Regions from separate parts of the Homo sapiens genome. Here region 1 is linked to region 2. A link is a contact called in ENCODE Hi-C or POLR2A ChIA-PET data. All regions are on one chromosome and are shown on one strand. The core of a region is the stretch at or near the end of the contact, and the rest is flanking DNA. Distances in the headings are between cores, read along the strand shown.

What was found. Hi-C counts contacts between places; a loop is a spot of excess contacts on that map. ChIA-PET counts read pairs that join two places held with the same protein, here RNA polymerase II (POLR2A). Pooled maps may share reads with other maps.
Region 1: a loop to region 2 is called in a pooled map, with 2.1 times the contacts of the local background. The contact joins two enhancer-like sites. A Hi-C loop is called at or near these places in 1 of 50 pooled maps. POLR2A ChIA-PET finds 5 or more read pairs at or near these places in 2 of 52 experiments (K562 and Panc1).

Annotation. Positions count from the first base shown.
Region 1 is chr2:45,858,848-45,862,617 of GRCh38, reverse strand. The region is part of intron 2 of PRKCE (protein kinase C epsilon); the gene reads right to left. Among named protein-coding and RNA genes, the nearest start is that of PRKCE-AS1, 190 kb to the right of the region's middle. Within about 2 kb of position 2,102, at least 22 of the 41 ENCODE cell types and tissues checked have a DNase peak (open chromatin) inside an H3K27ac peak, as active enhancers do.
Region 2 is chr2:46,533,148-46,537,078 of GRCh38, reverse strand. It overlaps ATP6V1E2 (ATPase H+ transporting V1 subunit E2), which reads left to right. Exons shown (of 5, transcript NM_001318063.2): 3 at 376-468; 4 at 1,152-1,266. Among named protein-coding and RNA genes, the nearest start is that of RHOQ, 7.4 kb to the left of the region's middle. Within about 2 kb of position 1,523, at least 7 of the 41 ENCODE cell types and tissues checked have a DNase peak (open chromatin) inside an H3K27ac peak, as active enhancers do.

The DNA.
Region 1 (3,770 bases), core at 853-3,352, 680 kb after region 2:
TAGTGACTGAGCCCAGCTCCAGGGACACAGAAAACCAGAAGATCCAGCCAAAGAATCCCCTACCCCTCTGACTGCACAGGTAGGCAATGCCTGATGCATTCTTGTACACAGTACCATGCTCACTTCTGACAGTCTGGTTAGAGGAGCTGACACCAAGAAAAAAGATGGAACAATCTCCGGCCTAATGCACCACTAGGTGGTATGACCAGGAAGTTCTGTGGCTCTTCAAAGAAGGCCAAGTTCCACTGGAGAGGGATCCAGGAGGTGACATGGAGGTGGTGAGACCTGGACGGATGAGGAGGAGGCAGACTGTTGGAGGGAAATGGAAGTAGTCCTGGTAAACCAGGAAGGAACACAATGAAGAATTCAGAGTAACAGATTTGAAATACTGTGTGTGTGTGTGTGTGTGTGTGTGTGTGTGTGTGTGTGTGTGTATACAAGAAGAAAGGTTACACTAGGGTGGCGGGGTAGTACCTAAGACCATTCTCCAGGGCAGTTATTGTTTTACATACATATAAACTCACAGCAAAAATGTTAATGAGTTAAAAGGCTACGTGGGGAGCATAAGTCCCTTGGTCCCCATCTCCACTTTTCAGAGGTAAATTTGTGTGTGTGTACACTATGCTGGCGTATGTTTTTGTGTTTCTTTCCTCATTTTCACACAAATGGGATCACAGTATAGCTACTATTCCAACTTACTTTTTTTACTTAACCATTTATTTTCAAAACCTCTCTTCATTAATATATAAAAATAAACCTAAAACTTTATAATGGTTGTTAATTACTCCATTATAGGAGTTACCAGTGCCCTTCAGCTGTAAACATTTACCTTGCCTTCAATATTCTGCTGTTTTGACCTGGCACTTTGTGCACTACCTAGGCAGGTTCATCAGTGAAGTAAACCTACAGCAGTTTCTGGGTCAAGGAAAACTCTAGTTTCATTCTCGCCAACAGTTCAAATGGCATTTAGTGAGTACCTACAATGTGCAAGAGAGAAGGGAGAATAAAAGAAAATTTATTTTAGTAACACTGAAAATAAGCCAGTCTTGGGGACCTGAAGCCTCATGCGAAGAGGTATTTATTGAAGAATGGGCTAAGGGCATTTCTACTCTATATTTTTTTGCTATTGTATGTATATATAATGTATATATTTTTGATAACTGTTAGATATGCAACCTAATACATGGGTTGTAAAACATTACTGCAGAGCAGGTAATTACATAGCATATTTACCCCCAATCTATTATATATCGTAAGTTCTTTTCACTGTGTTCAGCATAACTCAGTGTGTTATAAACTACATGCATGAAAAATCACCATGCACTTTTTCAGCATTATCTCCCAGGAGTTACAAGGATTGCCTGTGGAGGTTAGAACCAAATTAGTCTCTAGCCTCAAGCCCACCCCTACCCCTAATACCAGCCCCAGCACGAAGGAGCATTCACATCAGGCAATGGCTCAGCCTGCTGTTTTCCCAGCCAGAAAACCAGTGAGTAGGAAGCAAGCCTCCCCACTTGAGTTCTGATTTCCTGAAAAGCCAAATTCTCGTTGCTCTCCCTACCGAGGCCCTTCCTCTGCCCCCACCCTATCATCAAAAGTGAAAGTGTTACTGCAACAGCACACAAGCGCTGGCATCAAAGATCTGCGTTATTCACTGGTTCCCAGAAAAACACTTGTCTGGGACACGGGTTAAGGAGCAGCAAAGAAGAGGTCATTGATCTCTGTCTCCAGGGCTCAGTGGCTTTGGCATGGGGAGGGGCCGAGGCTTTCCAGATGTTCCACTGAAGGACTGGATGGGTGCCAGGAGAGTGCTGCAGATCTACAAAGGGATGCCTGTTCCCCAAGAGTGTACCATGCAAAGTCAAAAACTCTCTGAAGAGAGCACTGGCCAAAGTGGGCAGGGCCCCCAGAGAGACTTCAGCGGTGAACATCTTCTGCTGTCCTCACTCCCTTCAGTCCACAGCCACCACAGCCACTACACCCCCTCCCCAGCACTCACATGCACATATATTTCCCCCAGACTACCAGCTCTTGTTCCTATAGTAACAAAGCAAAAGCTAACAGGGTTTGAAAAAGCAGTAAACTTGACAGCAACCATACAGAAGGGCAAAGAAAATGGCCTGGGAAATTCTGTTCTCACCCTAGAAATCTGCCTTCAGAGGAGTGCCAGCCCATCAGGGGGCCCCAGCTACAAGTCTAAAACCTCAGCTCCCAAAGGCACAATTCCCTTCCTCTGACTCCACCCATCCTCTCTGAAAAGGAGAAGGCCAGAGTTACATGGATCAGTACACTATGTAAGTTTGCAAGTTATCTGAACAAGGAGCAACCCCTAAACACAGCATTTGGGTGATTACGTGGCAATGATAACATGGCTACTATTAACACCTCTGATTCAGTCATTCATTAAACAAATACTTACTGAGCAGGTACTGTATGCCAGGCACTATTCCAGCTTGCTGGGGATACAATGATAAACAACTTAGATAAGATTCTTGTCCTCGGGAGCTTACATTCTAGAGGGGCAAACGGATAATTAGTAAACAAACTGATACTAGTTTAATAAGGCACTAAAAGTACAATGAAATAAAAGCAGCTCCAGTAACAAAAAAGATTTCCAGGAAGTATATTATGTATAAAAATGGAGGCAGTAGGACGATAGAAAGAAAACTAGACTTTCTACATTATACAAGTGTGTGGTGCTTCACTTTCAAAATGAGCTTTCATGCACATCAGCTCATTTTGCCACTGCCACCTATTGAGTTAGCAGGGTGAGAATGCATCAGTATACTCATTGGCCCAAGCAGAAACATATTTGGAAGCCCAGATATGTGACATGATTTGTTCAAGATCCACCAAGTTTCATTCTTTGGATATCTATGTATCAGATAACCATAGAATGAAAAGATTATCTACAAATGAGGGGAAGATATTGCAATACATGACTGCCTCTGAAGCACTAAGAAATAGACAAAAACAACAGAAAAATGCACTAAGGGAGTGAACAGACATTTTTGAGGAAAGGTCAAAAACACATAAAAAGATTCTCAACATCACGAATAATCAGATAAATATAAATTAAAACTATAATGGCATATCACCCACCATACTGGTAGAAACTTAAAAGTCTGATAATACCAAATATTCATGAAGATAAAAAACAATTGGATATTGCAAACATGTCTGGTGGCGGCATCAACTGGTAAAATCACTTTGGAAAACAACTTATTACCTAGCAAAGCCGAATGTGCACGTATCTGTTGAACCATCATTTACCATGCCTGGGTAAATAATCTAGAGAAACTATAGATAGATACAAGGACACCCCCATAATATACTATTGTCCTTAATAGAAAAAACTTGAAAGTAATCCCAACGTCTAGGAATAGAAGAATGGATAAATTAATTTTGATATATTAATATAATGGAATAATATACAGCAATAAAAAAACGAACTGCAGCCACACACACATCAATATGGATGAATCTCAAAAGTAGAATGTTGAATGAAACATAGGATGATACTATTTTATTTATTTATTTATTTATTTATTTATTTATTTATTTATTTATTTATTTAGAGATGGAGTCCTGCTCTGTTGCCCAGGCTGGAATACAACGCCCTGACCTTGGCTCACTGTAACCTCTGCCTCCTGGGTTCAAGTGATTCTCCCGCCTCAGCCTCCCAAGTAGCTGGGATTACAGGCACCCACCACCATGCCCGGCTAATTTTTGTATTTTTAGTAGAGGTGGGGTTTCACCATGTTGGCCAG
Region 2 (3,931 bases), core at 274-2,773:
AGGCAAAGTGGCTTATACCTGTAATCCCAGCACTTTGGGAGGCCGAGATGGGAGGATCAGTTGAGGTCAGGAGTTTGAGACCAGCCTGGCCAACATGGTGAAACCCCATCTCCGCTAAAAATACAAAAATTAGCCAGGCGTGGTGGCGGGTGCCTGTAATCCCAGCTACTCGGGAGGCTGAGGCAGGAGAATCACTTGAAACGGGAGGCAGAGGTTGCAATGAGCTGAGATGGTGCCACTGCACTCCAGGCTGGGCGCCAGAGCAAGACACTGTCTCAAAAAAAAAAAAAAGAAGTTTAGGAGAGAGGCAAATGTTAAGAGGAGAGGAAGATGAGATGGCTCCAAATCTAATCTGTGATTTGTTCCAAATTTCAGGTGGATTGTCAATACAGGAGTCCATACTGACTGAATCCCTAATTTTGGCCTGTATTCTTCTCCCTCTGTGAACCATCTTCTTAGAAGTCACTGGTAAGGAGATAAAATGATGGGCATTCTTTAACACTGGTGCTGCCCTGCTGTTATGTTATGCTTCTTCCCACCACAATGCCCAGAATCCTCACACTGCAGCCTCTTCACTCCCCAGGGTGCCTGTTGGCCTTCCCTGCAGCATCCTGCCACATGCCCTACCTACCCCTATCCCTATTTTTCTCCCTGCCACTAAAACCTCCCATTGGCACCCTCTTCTCTTTGCACTCCAGTGTAGGTACACTGCAATGAGTTAAACACCACAGCAATTTCTTAAAGGTCACTGGTTCCTAATGATCACGCTGATAAATAAATCCAGTAGGATTGGTTTGCCTGGTTTTCATTCCCAGTTAGAATGTACATAGATCTCTTTTTCTAGTTGATTACATACCAGAAACTCAGAAGAATGGCCCAGCCTCTGAGAACTTCGGCTCAAGCGCTCTTAATGTTTTGCCATTTTCATTTCTAACTGTTTTCTGCTGCAACCTAAGGTCAGGAGACTAGTCATTGTGACTGATGGCATCACCACCCATTGCTGAACTATAGGAAAGGACATTTCCTTAGAGGTTGCTGGTATGGAATACTCATATGATTTAGGAGTGGTCTCCTCTCATAGGCTCCAAAGGAGGCTAGATCACAGATCCCTCCTCCAAAAATGAAATTAATGATTTTATTTTATGTTTCAGAACCAAGAGTGCCAGAAAACCATCCCAAGACTCACACAGAGTTGTTCTTCCATAGTGGATGTTTTGGCCACTGGACATCAGAACCACATTTTGGGTTTGAAGAATCTTCTACATGGTGAGCCTTGGTGGGAAGAAAAGAATATCCCTTCCTTATAGAAGCTGAAATTACAGACTCTTGCTTTCCTTGTCAGACTTAAAAGCTAGTGTAGCCAGAGTTAAATACAGGGCACATTGTCTCTGGAGGCTGCAGCTTTAGTGGTGGGTACACAGTTCAGTTCCTGACCCAGGAAGTGGCACATCAGGGCAGGCAGTGGTGTTGGTTGTGGTATAATTGAGTTCCTGGTTCAGAAGTGACAACTGTACACATGAGTTGTCTAGGGTTTGGTGAAAGCAATGGTATTGAAAGTGGTTTTCTCATCAAATTAGTTCCTGAGTCATGTGTCGGACACTGTTTCTATCTTGAGCAGCTTCTCTAGCCTTTCTAAATCCTGTGACCTGCCTGTGATCCTTTTAAGATTTCTTTCTGTTTAATCAGCCACAAACAGCTTCTGTTGCTTGCAACCCAGGCTCCTGAGAAGAGACTGGAGAAGCAGATCACTTTATTAATGTGCTTCATGTAGAGGGAGTAGAGATTTCCACCTCTACCATACCCAAATAACTGGTATTGGCTGTACCTTTCTAATGTGAGCAACTTTAAAATTGAACAGAATATATGAAACCTCTCTTTTCAGACATTGAACAGCATGTAGCACAGCACCGTGATTCCTGAAAGTAGGGAACAAATGGGGCAAACCCTATCACTCTAACTTTCTGCTGAAAAATGCTGTCTAAATTGCAGCACAATGAGGGGGAACCCAAGCAGAGCATAGTGGTCTTGCTGAGTTGAGGAGATAGTTGAGCAGACTTTTCAAGGCAGAGTATCAGAAAGGAGAGAATATAACAGCAAAACAGGCTCCTGGAATCCCTGTGAATCTGTTGCTGAATACTAAGCTGCACATGCATAAGGTGAAACTTCACAGTGCGATGCAAAGAACTACTGCGGAGCTGTGAGCTGATTGGTTCCCAGGGCTCACTGGGCAATGTTTGAGTTTCAACTCGCCAATGTGAAGAAACCTTGCTGACTGTCCAGGGAATTCAGTAGAAATCCCAAAAGGGTAAGGCATTAGGAGAAGGGCTAACTAAGCCGAAAAGTGAGGTAACTCTAGACTTCCTCCAACAAGGTTTAGAAAGCAGCCTCAAAAAGAGGAAGTTCATCCGCTACTACCGTAACTGCCAGCCAAAACAAATTTTACCATTTTTAAAACAACAAAATACAGACATTTAACAACATTAAATTCAGAATGTTAAAAATACTAGATATGCAAATAAGTAGGCAAATAGAACCCAAAATCAGGAGAAAAATCATTTAATAGAAACAAACCCCAAAATGACAGAGATAATAACGTTAGCAGACAAGGACTTAAAAAATTAAAATAAAACAAGGATTTAAAGGAAAACATGAACATAGTGAAGAAAAAACTGGAAGATATAGAAAATAACCAAATGGAACTTCTGGAGCTAAAAAATACAACACCTGTAATGAATAATTCAGTGGCTGAACTTAACAGTAGGTTAGACATTGTGGAATGAAATATCTGTGACACTGAAGACATAGCAATAGAAACTGTCCCAATTAAAGCAGAGAGAAAGGAAACAAAAGAAACACAGAAACACAGAGCCTCAGTCACCTTAAGATGATATTAAAAACTGGAGTCCTCGAAAAGGATTAACGGTGATGATTTGAAGGCCAAAAACAAGTCCCAAATTTCATGAAAATTGTAAACGTATAGCGCCAAGAAGCTCAACAAATCCAAAGTAGGAGAAAAACAAAGCAAACCATATCAAGCGAGGCACTTTGTAATTAAATCACTGAAAACCAGTAATAAGTAGAAAAAAATTAAAAGCAGAAAGAGAAAAAAAGACACATTTTATACAGGGAACAAAGACAGATATAATTGCAGACTTCTCTTCAGAAATAATGCAAACTAGAACTTAATGAAATCGCGTCTTTAAAGTGATAAAAGAAAAAGAAAGCACTGTCAATCTAGAATTCTATATCCACCAGAAATATTCTGTAAAATTGAAGGTAAAATAAATGTTTGTCAGACAACAAAAGGCTTAAAGTTTTTTTTAAACCAGAAGATCTTCAATACAAGAAATACAAAATAAAGTTCCCGAGGCAGAAAAAACATGGTACCACATGAAACCACTGACCTACACAAAGAAATGAAGAGCACCAGAAATGGTAAATATATGGGTAAATATGAGACATTTCTTTCTCTGTTACAAAATTCCTTTAAAACATAATTGACCTTGGCCGGGTATGGTGGCTCACACCTGTAATCCCAGAACTTTTGGAGGCTGAGGCAGGTATATTGCTTGAGCTGGAGAGTTTAAGACCAGCCTAGGCAACATGGCAAAACCCCATCTCTACAAAAAATACAAAAATATAGTTGGGTGTGGTGGCACACTCCTATAGTCCCAGCTACTCAGGTGGCTGAGGTGGAAAGATCACTTGAGCCCAGGAGTTCAAGGCTGCATGAGCTGAGATCATGCCACTGCACTCCAGTCTGAGTGATAGAGCCAGACCATGTCTCAAAAAAACAAAACAAAACAAAAAAACCCCAAACCATTCTATCTATCTATCTATCTATCTATCTATCTATCTATCTATCTATCTATCTACACATACATGCACACACTATATATGATATAACATTATATATAATGTTAGATATATA